2 separate regions of the Homo sapiens genome follow, and region 1 is linked to region 2. Evidence: read pairs that join two places in POLR2A ChIA-PET (ENCODE). Cell type or tissue: K562. All regions are shown on one strand.

Region 1 (8,000 bases), 130 kb before region 2:
ACACCCACTGTTCTTTCCACCAACTCACCATCCAAGCCACTATTTGTTTCTTTCCCTAGGACCTCTTTTTCTTTTTCTTTTTTTTAAGAGACAGTTTCTCGCTCTGTTACCCAGACCAGAGTGCAATGGCATGATTATCGAACTCCTGGGCTCAAGCAATCCTCTCGCCTCAGCCTCCCGTGGGACTGCAGTGCATGCTACCACACCCAGCTAAGTGAGAAACATTTTTTCAACAGGAAACAGAATACATCTGTGGTCTCAGTACCCTGCATTTGGGAACAGAGAGAAAAACAAAGAATTTGCTGAAAAAAAATAGGCCAGGTGCGGTGGCTCACACCTGTAATTCCAGCATTTTGGGAGGCTGAGATGGGTGGATCACCTGAGGTCAGGAGTTCGAGACCAGCCTGGCCAACATGGTAAAACCATGTCTCTATTAAAAATACAAAAATTAGCTGGGCGTGGTGGCACTTGCCTGTGATCCCAGCTACCTGGGAGGCTGAGGCAGGAGAATCGCTGGAACCTGGGAAGTGGAGGCTGCAGTGAGCCGAGATCATGCCACTGCACTCTAGCCTGGGCAACAAAGCAAGACTCCATCTCAAAAAGAAAAAAATAATAAAAAATAAATTAAAGGAGACTGCCAGACAAGGTCCACACAGCAGACCGTAGGTGGCCAAGTGGGAAGCTAGACCAACTGGGCACAGTGGGGCCAGGTGCTCATCCATTCATCTGTGCTCAGAAACAGTCCTGCCACATGCCTGACCTGCCACACTTGGTAGTTCTTCTAAAACATGACTTAAAAGTGACTTCGTCAGCAATGAACCACTGACTGACCTCAGTGGAACTGCCATTTCTCATGCCTTACTCTCTCCCTCATTAAAGTCCCACTCAACCTTCAAAGGCCAAGCACTCAAGTTGCTTTCGCAATGCTGGTAGCTTTCTGTCTATTGCAGAGGCTTTCATGCTGTGCAGTGCAAGAAGAATCATCTGCAGAAGTATGTGAATTTACAGGTTCTTGAGTCCTACTCACCAGATTGATTTGATAAGCCTGGGGCAGGGGCCCAGGAATCTGCATTTTAACAAGCACTGTAGGTAACTGCAATTTTGATGCAATTCCCTGGACTACATTTTGAGAAACGCTGGTTTACAGGTTCACTTATTAACTACCACTTCCCTCCCACCCTCATGAAGCAATTTAAGAATGAGGTCAAGAAAAACAACTTACACTCAGGAACTACTGTGTATTTTCCTCTCTGAAAATGTGTAACATGTTTTGCTTTCAGCTTTTGCAAATGGTCAAATATAATAACTACGTTGGGACCCATGGTTTGAATATCTTTTTTTTTTTTTTTAAACTGGGTCTTGCTCTGTAGCCCAGGCTGAATTGCAGTGGTGCCAGCTCACTGCAGCCTCAAACTGCTGGGCCCAAGCGATCCTCCTGGGCTGTGGTCTCGGCCTCCTGAGTAGCTGGGATCACAGTCACGAGCCACACAGCTCAGCTAATTTTTAAATTTTTTGTAGAGATAAGGTCTCACCTGAGATGTTGCCAGGCAAGTCTCAAGCTCCTGGTCTCAAGAGATTTTCCTGTCTTGGCCTCCCAAAGTGTTGGGATTACAGGCATGAGCCACTGTGCCTGACTAAATATCTACCTTTTCACTCTTCCTCTTAATTTTCTAAGTTCCATTTTCTCTTTATTTATTTATTTTTGAGGAGGAGTCTCACTCTGTCGCCCAGGCTGGAGTGCAGTGGTGCGATCTCAGCTCACTGCAACCTCCGCCTCCCAGGTTTCAAGCGATTCTCCTGCCTCAGCCTCCCAAGTAGGTGGGACTACAGGCATGTGCCACCACACCCAGCTAATTTTTTGTATTTTTAGTAGAGCCGGGGTTTCACCATGTTGGCCAGGCAGGATGGTCTCGATCTCCTGACCTCACGATCCACCCACCTTGGCCTCCCAAAGTGCTGGGATTACAGGCATGAGCCACCATGCCCAGCCCATTTTCTCTTTTTCTGATTTTAAATTTATATTGGTCCTTTTTATGGTATATGTTCTTATAAGCCACCTCAAAAACTTCAGGAAACAGGTAAAGCAACCATTTTTTGGAGTTCAAACCAAATGTCATCCCCTCTTCAGAGCTTTCCCCAGTCCCCTCTCGGGATCAATCAGTCCCCACTCCATATGCCTGCAAAATCCTTCACAAACCTTGGCTGGAGCCCTGCAGAGATGAGGCACCAGTCGACCTGCCTGCTTCCTCCCTTAGAATCTTGACGGCAGGGATTGTGTCCCATTCCTTTCTATGCTGGGACAGTTCCTGGCAGCAAGAGCAGCAATCATGTATTGACCCACACTGCACTTGTTCAACTAAGAGGTGAGAAGCTGAGCTCACAGAGCTGGGAGCCATCTTGCCTTTGATGTTTTAGAATCTAAGATTTTAGTCTTAAATTACAGTTAAGATCAAGATGGGGCAAAAACACTCTCATTTCTGCCAGACGAGGTCTTCACAGCAAGCCTAGGTGGCCAAGTGGGAAGCTGGACCAACTGGGCAAAGTTGCGCCAGTTGCTCATCCATTCATCTGTGCTCAGAAACAGTCTGCCACATGAGGCCTTTTGTTTCTAGGTTTAGCACCTGATTCATGAGCTACAGCCACCACCCCCCAACCCCTCCAGCACCCCATCAATTTTAAAATAAGTTTTCTCCAGGCTCTAGGCCTAGCATCTGACACTTTGTGGCAACGGATGGCCTAACCTCCTAATAAAAATGGTGCATTTTCTTGGCTAAGCCTCACATAGCCACACCAAACAGGCTCTTCACCAAATGTCACTATTTCCTTGAGAGAATAATCCCAAAGCTCAAAGTTTTACATGGGTCACAAAATCACCAGAAAAACCTCAGGTGGTCACTCAGCCCAGGATGCTCTCGCCAAGGGTATCAAGGCCTAAATCTAAGGAAACAGCACCATGATCAGATTCTGCCACCTCAAAGGGCCAGGATCCACCTCGAATCAGACCCTAGAGAATCCTGGCAGACAAGGGCCAATAGAGCTGTGGGAATTATGTGTTGGCCCCATGGTTACACAGGAAAGAAACTGAAGGCCATACAGGAAGACAGACTTCCTCAAGAACACCCTTGGATTGGCAAAAAAGCTGTCCTAACTTCCCCTTAAATAATCTTCCAGGGTTCTGATATTCCTGGATGCATCCACACAGTGGATAGCAAATCACAGCACACGTGCCTTTACTGTCCCTGCGCTGTACCCACGGGGATTCTGTCTCAGAATCTTTTCCAATTTAGGGGCCAGGGGGGCCTTCAACTGATGGAGGTGGCATAAAAGTGAATCTTATTTGACATCACTGAACTAAACCATTCTCAAGCATTAATTCTATACCATATGTGGTCACAGATCCCCAATTCTGTGGGGCAGTAGAAGCAAGGAGAGGACATGGGGAAACCTCTGGGAGACCCCAGAACAGGCAGCATGACAGTTCCACTTCTGTCCAGTGGGGAAGCCACAGAAATGCAAAGCCTTGGGGTCAAGAAAGAGTGACTGGGGGTCACAAGCTTTTAAAGCCCAGTAAACAAGCTCCCAAGTAGTGTTTGGTCTCTGGAGGAAAAATTCCCAAGAGGAATTTCTGCTTTCTTTGGTCCTCACTCAAGGGCAGATTCCTCCTTCTCACTCCTTCCGCTGGAATTTCTGGAAAGTGTGGAAACTGTGCCTGCCCACAGATATCACTACCAGGGAAAGGTTCTGAGGCCTACTTGCCTATAAACTCCATATTAGCCCCAGGAAGATCTTGCTGTATATCTGTCCTTTTAGAACTAGAGCGCTTCCAGAAGGGATGATTTCAGCTTCTCAGAAAGGTTTAGAATGGTCTAGGCATCTGGCATTTTATTTTAAGACTTTCACCTCCAGGCTGGGGCAGCCACCTGTGTCCTCTGGGCTCTCCTCTCAATCTGGAGCCAGTCACTGACAAGTAGCCCAGGAAGAATTCCAGAGTCACACTTACCACTACTCCCTCCAGGGTCCCATGCCTCACTGCCAAGTCAGGATGCTGGTGAGGATGCTTCGCTTTGCACCTCCTTAGGCCATTTGTTAGAAGAGATTTAGACATTTGACACACAGTCTACAGGAACTAAATGCAATTTTCTTTCTTTTCTTTTTTTTTTTTTTGAGACAGAGTCTCACTCTGTCACTCAGGCTGGAGTGCAGTGGTGCAATTTCAGCTCACTGCAGCCTCTGCCTCCTGGGTTCAAGTGATTCTCTTGCCTCAGCCTACTGAGTACCTGGGAATATAGGTGCATGTCACCACACACCACATCCAGCTAATTTTTGTATTTTTAGTAAAGACGGGGTTTCGCCATGTTGGCCAGGCTGGTCTTGAACTCCTGACCTCAGGTGATCCACCCGCCTCAGCCTCCCAAAGTGCTGGGATTACAGGCGAGAGCCACCACACCTGGCCCCCAAATGCAATTTTCAAGGGAAGGCAACACAGTAGGAAGGAATCACAGGAGGAAGGAATTACAGCCTAGGTTTCAAATCACTCCTCCACCTCTAAAAAGCTACAGTCAAGTTTTATAACCTCTCTAAACTTTGTTGGTGACAGCACAGTTCCTAACACACACTAGGCCTATGACATACATTTGCTGAATACAAGAATAATATTTGTATGTAGACCTCACACTCTAAGAGGAAGACAAGTCATTCTTTTTTTTTTTTTTTTTTTCCCCCTGAGATGGAGTTTCTCCATCACCCAGTCTGGAGTGCAATGTGCCATCCCGGCTTACTGCAACCTCCCCCTCAGGTTCAAGTGATTCTCCCGCCTCAGCCTCCCAAGTAGCTGGGATTACAGGCACCTGCCACCACGCCCAGCTGATTTTTGTATTTTCATAGAGACAGGGTTTCACCGTGTTGGCCGGGCTGGTCTTGAACTTCTGACCTCGGGTGATCTGCCCACCTCGGCCTCCCAGAATGCTGGGATTACAGGCATGAGCCCCCATGCCCGGCCAAGTCATTCTTGATAGAGAGAATTCAGTAGAGGATAAGGTGTCATAAAAAGAGACTGTTTACTGAGGAGAGTCAGCAGAGTTCAACTATACCAGCATACCTAACATATGGAAGAACAAAGGGCATTAACACAGTTACAGAAAAAGAAGAGTGCTGGTGAGAGACTGCACAAAACAATGGGAAAAATAGTTTTATGTTGCAACAAAATACAGCATGAGCAAAGTGAACATATATATAATAGATGCAGGAGGCTGAGGTGGAAAGATTGCTTGAGGCCAGGAGTTCAAGATTGGCCTGAGCAACATATTAAGACTTCCATCTCTAAAAAATAAAATAAAATTAGCCAAGTCTGGTGGTGCATACCTGTAGTCCCAACTACTCAGGAGGCTGAGGTGGGAGGATCGCTTAAGCCCAGGATTGCGAGGCCACAATGAGTCATGATCATACCACTGCACTCCAGTCTGGGTGACAGAGCAAAACCCCAACTCTTAAAAAAAAAATTGTAAATAAATAAGTAAATAACAGATTCAGAAGATATCTGCAATGTCTGAGACCAGGAAGGGATTAATATCTAGGATGTATAAGGAATTCCTGCATATCTTCAAGAAAAATATAAGAACTCCAGTGAAAAACAGGCAAAGGATTATAATGAATAAGCAATTTACCTAAGAGGAATCCCAAAGACCATCAGGCATATGAAGAAATGCTCCAGCTCATTGGTAATCAGAGAAAAACAAGTTAAAACAAAGAGTTATCCTAGCACATCTATTAGTTTGGCAAAAAATAGGAAGCTGGTTAATGCTGATTATTCACGGAGACACAGAGCCTGTCATGCTCTGCTGGTGGAAATGTAAACTGAGGCAGCCATTCTGGAGCTGTGTCTGGCACCCCTGAATCAACATAAACATGCTCACACGTTGCCCATAAAGGAAACGTTTAAGGATTTTCCTCACAGCAATATTTGTGAAGGTAATGCTGGAGGCAGTCCAGGAGTCCCTCATTACAGAAGGGAAAAAGAAACACTGGGATGGATGACAATCATGAGGTATTATTCAGCAGTTAGAATCAACATGCTGGACATATACACGGCAACGTGGATGGACCTTAAAAACAAAGGTGCACACTTGGCACTGATTCTTGTTTTCTAATTATGATTCTCTACTAAAAGGAACTAGAGCTCATTGGAGAAGTGACTGACTCTAGGGCTGAGTTGGGGAAAGAACAAGAGGACCATGGAACTTCTTGCTGTGCCTAAAAGTAAAAAAAAAAAAAAAAATGCTCAAAGAGTAATAGGATATGTCAAAAGAAAACAGGAACCAGGAACCTCTAAAGAGGAATCCCAAAGACCATTCCCCTGAAGGGGATCTTATTGGCTAAATCTGGGATAGTCTGAACATCAGAATACATAATGATAGTAAAGGATTATGATTTAATGAAGTAAGAATGCATAGGTCTGCATTAATATATGAATTAATTAATAGGGAAAAAGGGTAAGCTCTTCCTTATAGAAGAATGCCAAAATTAACAAACATAGAAGGAATAATGGAATTAGAAAACCATCAACTACCATAATAACTGATTCAGGCAAGAATCATTTGTAGATGCTAAAACCCAGTGGATATCAAGAAAACGATGAAAGGTAAGAAAAAAAATTTAAAAAAAAAAAAGTGGATGAAAGTTTGAGGAGTAACAGGACAAGTATATGCCCATAAGATACTTAAAAAATTTTTTTATTTATTTACTTTTTTTTTTTGAGACAGAGTCTCACTCTGTCACCCTGGCTAGAGTGCAGTGGCGTGATTTCAGCTCACTGCAACCTCCGCCTCCCAGGCTCAAGCAAGCCTTGTGCCTCAGCCTCCTGAGTAGCTGGAACTACAAATGCGCCACCACGCCAGGCTAATTTTTTGTATTTTTTATAGAGATGGCGTTTCACCATGTTATGTTGGCTAGGATGGTTTCAAACTTCTGACCTCAAGCAATTTGCCCGCCTCAGCCTCCTAAAGTGCTGGGATTACAGACATGAGCTACTACGCCCGGCCAGATAGTTTTAATTTAAAATGGTAAAATAGTAACTATAATGGAGTAATGCCAAATGCCACTACAATGAAATCCTCAAGGTTCACACTGCCAATAAGGAACAAACTGACAGTGTGTGTCTCTAGATCTCGTTACACTGAGAAGAACTCAGCATCATTTCAGTGGTATTCCTGTCAAAAGTGAATAACCTGAATCTGATCAGGAGGAAACATCAGACAGACCTAAACTGAGAGACCTTCTACAAAATAACTGGCCTGTACTCTTCAACAATGTCACTGTCATGAAATCCAAAGGGCTTGGGAATTATTTCAGATTACAAGACACTAAGAGACATGACAACTGAATACAACACATGGTTTTCTTCTACCATCAAGGCTATTATTGGGGCACCTGACAAAGTCTTCCTAAGGCCTGTAGATGACATAGCAGAAATGTTTCAATGTTGATGTCCTGATTGTTAATTATACTATGTTTATATATATATTTTTAAATCACCTTGTTGTTAGGAAATATACACTGAATATTTAAGGGTAAAAGGAGATATATATAGATATAGATATAGATATATACACACACACATATATATGAGAGAGAGAGATCTAGATACATCTATCTAAAATTATATTAATATCTATCTATCTACAGGTAGATACACACACACACACACACACACACACACACACAGAGCGAGAGAGAGAGAGAGAGAGAAGGAAAAAGTAAATATAGTAAAATGTTAACATTTAGGGACTCCAAAGGATATCCAGGAATTCTTTGTATTAGTCTAACAACTTTTCTGTAAGTCTGAAGTTATGTCAAACTTTTTAAAAATAAAAAAAAAAAACAGAACTGGATGAAAAACATATAATCAAAATGAGCTATAAAATGCCATTTACATATGTTTAAAAAAATGTATATATACTGTGTGACTCCATTTATGTGACATCCTCAAAAAGACAAAACAATAG
Region 2 (8,000 bases):
AGATTATAATATTCTACCATTTGCTTGCACCATGAACGGACCATTCTTTTTCTAGTTGGATAGTTAGATTGTTTCCAATATTGTATAAAGAACATAGTGACATAAGTCTTTGAGGTAATATTATAATTTGATATAAAACTGTATTTTAAAAACATTTTGAACACCACACATTAGGTCAGATGGATTACCTAATTATGGGTGCAAAATTAATAAAACACCTGGGGCTGGGCACAGTGGCTCACACCTATAATCCCAGCACTTTGGGAGGCCAAGACAGAAGCTCACTTGAGGTCAGGAGTTGGAGATAAGCCTGGCCAACATGGTGAAACCCCATCTCCACTAAAAATACAAAAATTAGCTGGGCGTGTTTGCATGCGCTTGTAATCCCACCTACTTGGGAGGCTGAGGCAGGAGAATCGCTTGAACCCAGGAGGCAGAGGTTACAGTGAGCTGAGATGGCACCACTATACTCCAGCCTGGGCAACAGAGCAAGACTGGCTCTAAACAAATAAATAAGTAAATAAATAAACAAAATAAAATATGCCTGTCTTCAAGGAGTTCAAAATTCTGGAAAACCATTTAGCTATATGTATGAAGAGCCTTAAAAATAGTTTTACCCTTTGCTCTAAGAATTTCACTTCTGTATATTTATCATAGAAAATAATTATAAAGCCTTATTAAGATATGTAGCAGGCCGGGTGCGGTGGCTCATGCCTGTAATCCCAGCACTTTGGGAGGCCGAGGTGGGCGGATCATCTGAGGTTGGGAGTTCGAGACCAGCCTGACCAACATGGAAGAACCCGTCTCTACTAAAAATACAAAATTAACCAAGCGTGGTGGCGCATGCCTGTGATCCCAGCTACTCCGGAGGCTGAGGCAGGAGAATCTCTTGAACCCAGGAAGGTGGAGGCTGCAGTGAGCCGAGATCGTACCATTGCACTCCAGCCTGGGCAACAAAAGTGAAACTCTGTCTCAAAAAAAAAGATATGCAGCAACACAGAAAAAAGCAAATGCTATAATGTTAAGTGGAAAATAGTGTTATAACTAAAATACAGTCATGTGCTGCATAACAATGTTTTTGTCAATGAATGACAGAACAGACTGCATTATACCACTCTGGCCCCTATAAGGTTATAATACTGTATTTTTACTGTACCTTTTCTATAGGATGTTTAGATACACAAATACCATTGTGTTACAATTGGCTACAATATTCAGTACAGTAACATGCTGTACAGGTTTGTAGCCTAGGAGCAAGCAGTAGGCTATATCATATAGCTTAGGTGAATAGTGGGCTATACCACCTAGGTTTGTGTAAATACATTGTCTGATGTTTGCACAATGATGAAAGTGCCTAACAACATATTTCTCAGAACATATCCCCATTGTTAAGCGATGCATGACTGTACATGCAAAGGAAAAAGACTGGAGGGACACATCAAATGATATTTGTGTTAGAGTGATTAAATTGTTTTTGCCAATTTTTCTGCGTGATACCTAATTTTTAAGTTTTTTGTTCCGTTGTTTTTTTTTTAAATACTCTTATTTAGTGTGGGGATACTTTGTTCTTGAGGATTTCTATCTGGTTCATATATTTGCCATTCTCAATTGACTCTAAAAAGGTATGAGCAGCAGCGGGACAATCTTGCCCAACAGTCATTCAACATGGAACAAGCCAATTATACCATCCAGTCTTTGAAGGACACCAAGACCACGGTACTCCCAAAACACCTTTTCCTGTTATTTCATGTATTTATTCTTATTCTCTTTTCCGATGGCTTTTTAAAGACAGTTTAACCAGCCAGGCACAGTGGCTCACGCCTGTAATCCCAACACTTTGGGAGGCTGAGGTGGGTGGATCACCTGATGTCAGGAGTTTGAGACCAGCCTGACCAACATGGTGAAACCCTGCCTCTACTAAAAATACAAAAATTAGCTGGGTGTGGTGGCGTGCACCTGTAATCCCAGCTACCTGGGAGTCTGAGGCAGGAGAATCACTTGAACCCAGGAGGCGGAGGTTGCAGTGAGCCATTGCACTCCAGCCTGGGCAGCAAGAGTGCAACTCTGTCTCAAATAAATAAATAAATAAATAAAGACAATTTAACCAACATGACTTACTAAAACATTGTGTTTTCTTCTTCCTTTTCTTAGGTTGATGCTATGAAACTGGGAGTAAAGGAAATGAAGAAGGCATACAAGCAAGTGAAGATCGACCAGATTGAGGTGAGACATATGCTAGTTTCTGCAAGAATGTGCACTAGTTTCTGAGAGAATCCAAACGAGTGTGCATGTGATAGGAAGAGCACAGGAGAGGAACTGAATCTTGGGGCTGCCATTTACTAGTAGAGTAACTTCGAGAAAGGGTACCAAATGTCTCAGTTTCCTCAGTGCAAGGATCCTAATACCACATACAGTTACAGACAGTCCCCGATTTAAGACGGTTCAACTTAACGATTTTTCAGTTTGATGATGGTGCGAAAACTATATGCATTCAGTAGAAACCATACTTTGAGTATCCACGTAACCATTCTGTTTTTCAGTTTCCATACAATATTTAATAAATTACATGAGATACTCAACACTTTATTATGAAATAGGCTGTTAGATGATTTTGCCCAACTGTAGGCTAATGTAAGTGTTCTGAGCACAATTAAGGTAGGCTAGGCTAAGTGATGGTTCAGTAAGTTAGGTGTATTGAATGCACTTTCTACTTAAGATATTTTGAACTTAAGATGGGTTTATCAGGATGTAACCCTATCATAAGTCAAGGAACTTCTATATTATGAGGATGAAATAAATGAGCTAGTATCTCTACACACACAATGCCTGGCCTATGATAAGCATCCAGTAGTTACTTTTAACTAATTCGATGATATTTAGTCTGTTTCTTCGATGGTAGTGGTGTTGTTGCCTATTCCCAGGATTGTCATGAGTGTTAAATGAAGGTATGTAGGTAAAGTGTATGTAAAATGTTTAACCCAACTCCTGGCGTGGTAGACTTGGTTCCCTTTTCTAGTAATTCTCTTTAGATTTTTAATAATAATGTCATTAGTTCCTTAAAGTTAGCATTTCTTATTGGAATTGGGTTTTGACCAGGGAGATGAGCCCTAAGAGCTTGGCAGCTCTCAGCTGTCAGATGAACAGCCCAGGTGGCAAGAAGAGATAGCAGAGGGAGTGAGTGGTGACTGGTCAGAGGAGAGAGGCTTCCTTTCTGCATATAAAATGGCGCTCTTGACCTTTACCCCCCTGACTAGAATGTCCATTTCCTTGAATGCAGGGACTTGATTTTGTTCACTACTGTGTCCCCAGTGCCCATAACAATGCCCTGCCATGGTTGGTGCTCAGAAAGTATTTGCTGGTTGATGAATCAGAGGCTATAAAGGGAGATAAAGCAAAAAAAAAAAAAAAAAGAGAGAAAGCAGTACAGCCTGATTCAAGCAGTGTTTGTTAAAATACCAGGCATTTTATTGCCTCTGCAAAGATATTCTCTCATAAAGCTGATCTTTAGTAAGAGTGAAGGCAGGCTGGGCATGGTGGCTCACTCCTGTAATCCCAGCACTTTGGGAGGCCGAGGCGGGTGGATCATGAGGTCAGGAGATCAAGACCATCCTGGCTAACACGGTGAAACCCTGTCTCTACCAAAAATACAAAAAATTAGCCGAGCATGGTGGTGTGTGCCTGTAGTCCCAGCTGTTCGGGAGGCTGAGGCAGGAGAATGGCAACCCGAGAGCAGAGCTTGCAGTGAGCCAAGATTGCGCCACTGCACTCCAGCCTGGGCGACAGAGCAAGACTCCGTCTCAAAAAAAAATAAAAGAGTGAAGGCATTCCTCCCCTCTCTTATTTTTTCAAGCATCCCTCTTAGGTTGCCTTTGTCTGTCTCTAATCCTCCACAAATGTTTGCATACATGGAATTAAACTTTGTGATACTCTCTAAGAGCTTCACTGATGAAAGTGTTCTGTATATGCTTGTCTTTTTTTGTTGTTGTTGTTGAGACAGAGTCTCGTTCTGTCACCAAGGCTGGAGTGCAGTGTGATCTCGGCTCACTGCAACCTCCGCCTCCTGGGTTCAAGCAATTCTCCTGCCTCAGCCTTCCAGATAGCTGGGATTACAGGTGCCTGCCACCACACCCAGCTAATTTTTGTATTTTTTTAGTAGAGATGGGGTTTCGCCATGTTGGCCAGGCTAGTCTCAAACTCCTGACCTCAAGTGATCCGCCCACCTCGGCCTCCCAAAGTGCTGGGATTACAGGTATGAGCCACCACTCCCAGCCATTTTTTTTTTTGTATAATATCATTTGCCATTAAAATATAATGAAATGCAATGGTATTTTCTGCTTTTAGGGTTCCTTGTGTTTTAATTAAAGCTATTTAATAGGAACAAAAGAGAAACTTTGGTCTTGGTGAATGCTTTGTATGTCTCTTCGTCTTTCACCTGTGGTTGTCTGTCTGTCTCCCTGCCTAATTATCCTTTTCCTGTCCTCCAATAGATTGCCAGCATGACAGGTGGAGAGCCCCTTTAACTCTTTTGGTGTGTATGTGTCTTTGGTTAGATCGAATTTTTTGGTCAGATTTATTTTCCTAAAATGCTTTACTTAGAAAATATTTTCATTGTTTTATAGCTTTAACTTTTTATTTTGCTGTTGTGTGTGTGTAGGTCTGTTTTTCTTCTGCTTTTTCAGTTGCTGCATATCACTTTGTCAATGTTCTTTTTAGCTTAGTGCTTTTTTTTTTTATATTGCTTTTGTTTGTTTATACAATAGAGAACCAGTTAATGGTTTGTGGGATAAATTTTTTCTGTGTCTATCCTGGAGTCTTGCTAGGAATCCTATTCATAGATGATCCGGGAAGATGTGTCTTGATGTGTAATACTATTGTATAAGCTTGACTTGATTAGCTTTCTCTATGTTATTTTCATTGTCTTTAATTATTACTCAGCCAGTGCTTCTCTGTGTAGCAGAGTGTTAAATATGCATATAATTTGGCAGTTTGGTACTTGGAAATACAGAAAATCAAAGTTTAAAAAAAAAATTTCCCCTCCATTTTACTACCCTTTTCACCTTTCACCTTTATGGGGGCCAGGAAGGAATTTTCTTTTTTCTTTTTTTTTTGCTGTTGCCTAGGCTGGATTATAGTGACTCAGTCTCAGCTCACCGCAACCTCTGCCTCCCAGGCTCAAGCCATCCTTCTACTTCAGTCTCCTGAGTAGCTGAGACTACAAGCATGCACCATGCCCAGCTAATTTTTGTATTTTTTTGTGGAGATGAGGTTTTGCCATGTTCCCCAGGTTGGTCCCAAACTCCTGAGCTCAAGTGATCCGCCCTCTTTTGCCTCCCAGAGTGCTTGGATTACAGGCATAAGCTACTGCACCCAGCAGAATTTTCAAATGTCTTGCATTGCTTTAGAAATTCTGAAGGATAAATGGTGCTGATTTGGTCCTTTTGCTTTATCAACACTAGTTCTGTTCCTGTCTGTGTGGAATTTTAGTATATGAAGAGTGTATTGTTGTTCCGCACATAATTAACACAGTAAAATATATATAGTATTAGGTGCTTAGTGTTTTACATATATTATTGCAATAAATCCTTACAATAACCCCAGTGAGATATGGCTATTTTATTTATTTATTTATTTTTGAAACAGAGTCTCGCTCTGTCGCCCAGGCTAGAGTGCGGTGGCGCGATCTCGGCTCACTGCAACCTCTGCCTCCTGGGTTCAAACGATTTTCCTGCCTCAGCCTCCCGGGTAGCTGGGATTACAGGCGCATGCCACCATGCCTGGCTAATTTTTTGTATTTTAGTAGAGATGGGGTTTCACCATGTTGCCCAGACTGGTTGCGAACTCCTGAGTTCAGGCAATCCACCCACTTTGGCCTCCTGAAGTGCTAGGATTACAGGCATGAGCCACCGCGCCTGGCCAGATATGGCTATTAATAATTCCATTTTACAGATGAGGAAAATAAGGCTTAGAGACATTACTTCTCATTGAGTAATGGCAAAATTGAACTTGGGTATATCTGACTCCAGAGTCTCACTCCTAACCATTATACCAGCTGCCCTTTGTTATGCTATACCACTTCTTAGATTGGTTTCATATTACAGTTTACCCTTGAACAGCAAATGCAGTTTGAACTGCACGAGTCACTTATATGCAGATATTTTTCAACCAAACGAGGATCGAAAATATAGTGTTTGCAGGATGCGAAACCACCCATATGGAGGACCAACTGGGGACTTGGGTGTGGGCAGATTTTGGTATAGACAGACATCCTGGAACCAATCCCTTGCGTGTACCAAGGGACAACTGCATTTTTAGCCTTGTAGTAATCTCCCAGTTAAGCACAGGTAGATTATTCACACAGGGTTTATGCCCTTGGTCCATTTTTTTCACCAGCCTTGTCTTGGCTGTGACACCTATCCTGATTCCCTTTCTGATTCTCCATCCAGGGTGGGCCCATGTACAACTCACTTTTTGTACCACTTCAGTTGTTTCTACTCTTGCCTCCTTTCTCTACACAGTGTAATCTGTCTTTCGCTGACTTGAGAAGAATAATTTGCTTGTCTCAGTAACCTCCCTGTCTTCATTAACTAGAAAATGATTGACAGTTTAGATCAAGATAATTGCTTGATTTAATGTTTCAAGTAAAACTTTCTGTAATAGTAGACAGCTGACAATCATCTATTCTCACATAGGACTTTGGGCTTCCATGAGGCACTTTAAAATCAAATCCAGCCGGGCACAGTAGCTCATGCCTATAATCCCAGCACTTTGGGAGGCTGAGGTGGGCAGATCACCTGAGGTCAGGAGTTTGAGACCAGCCTAACCAACATGGCAAAACCCCACCTCTACTGAAAATACAAAAATTAGCTAGGCGTGGTGGTGCACACTTGTAATGTCAGCTATTTGGAGGCTGAGGCAGGAGAATCACTTGAACCCGGGAAGTGAAGGTTGCAGTGAGCTGAGATTGCACCATTGCACTCCAGCCTGGGTGACAAAGCGAGACTCCATCTCAATAAATAAATAAATAAAGTAAAAAATAAAATGAGAGATCATCAATTCTATTCTTTAAGTTCACATTTTGCCACCAAAAATAGGCAAGGGATTATGTGGGTCAGTAACATTCATAATTATTGTTAGAGGAGGTCTTTGGGCTTATGGTTTTTAATTCTTTAAGCATTCTCTCATACTTTTAATTAGAAGGGATGTTTTAAGAGTTACTTGAACCTGTCCTTTAGAGGAGTGTCTGCTCAGTTGTTAACATTAAAAAATTGCTAGCCAAAGACTGGGATAGGGGAGGTGAACTAACAGTTGTTGAGAACTGTTTATGTGCTTGGCATTTTATATACATTATCTTTTTAAAAATTGCTCATGTCTAGATTCAAAGGAGAATGTAGGGGAAAAGGGTAGTTAAAAGAAAATGGTAAATGAGAGAAAATCCTCTCATATATATTTCCGTAGGATTTACAAGACCAGCTAGAGGATATGATGGAAGATGCAAATGAAATCCAAGAAGCACTGAGTCGCAGTTATGGCACCCCAGAACTGGATGAAGATGATTTAGAAGCAGGTAAGTTATGAGAAAAGTAATGTATATTTAGTTTTGGAGTCCAAAAGCAACAGCTGCCTGGGACCTTTTCTCAAATGCTAGTGAAAATTTCTATCAGGATTTCCTGAAGGTTAGTTTATGGTACTGTCCCTGGGCAAAGAGCTTGTGAGGCAGCCACATCAGATTGCATACTCCACCAACAACAGTGGGATGGATCAACTCTGAAGGAAGTCCAGGTACAGGCTGACCTGGTGCTTGGTATCTGTAAGTGTCCTCCACGTGGCCTTTCCTTGCTGTATTCCTTTTGATTTTGTTCTCACTATTTTCCTAGTTGGAGTCCTCTCCCTCAGAACAGCAAAACCAATTAAGAAACAATAATTAGGGCCAGGTGCCCTAATCCCAGCACTTTGGAAGGCCAAGGTAGGCGGATCCACTCAAGCCCAGGAGTTCGAGACCT

The links. Peaks named below come from ENCODE experiments on the same cell type or tissue, not always from the same donor. Only the 100,000 strongest peaks of a DNase experiment are listed, where the experiment ranks them.
Region 1: POLR2A ChIA-PET joins it to region 2 with 5 read pairs; 2 of 35 experiments call an interaction of 5 or more read pairs at or near these places.

Annotation. Positions count from the first base shown.
Region 1 is chr9:33,142,548-33,150,547 of GRCh38, forward strand. The region is part of intron 1 of B4GALT1 (beta-1,4-galactosyltransferase 1); the gene reads right to left. Among named protein-coding and RNA genes, the nearest start is that of B4GALT1-AS1, 20 kb to the right of the region's middle. In K562, no CTCF peak of the experiment used is centred here; no DNase peak of the experiment used is centred here.
Region 2 is chr9:33,269,001-33,277,000 of GRCh38, forward strand. It overlaps CHMP5 (charged multivesicular body protein 5), which reads left to right. Exons shown (of 8, transcript NM_016410.6): 4 at 1,623-1,716; 5 at 2,152-2,223; 6 at 7,456-7,564. Among named protein-coding and RNA genes, the nearest start is that of CHMP5, 8.0 kb to the left of the region's middle. In K562, no CTCF peak of the experiment used is centred here; a DNase peak (open chromatin) is centred at 3,181.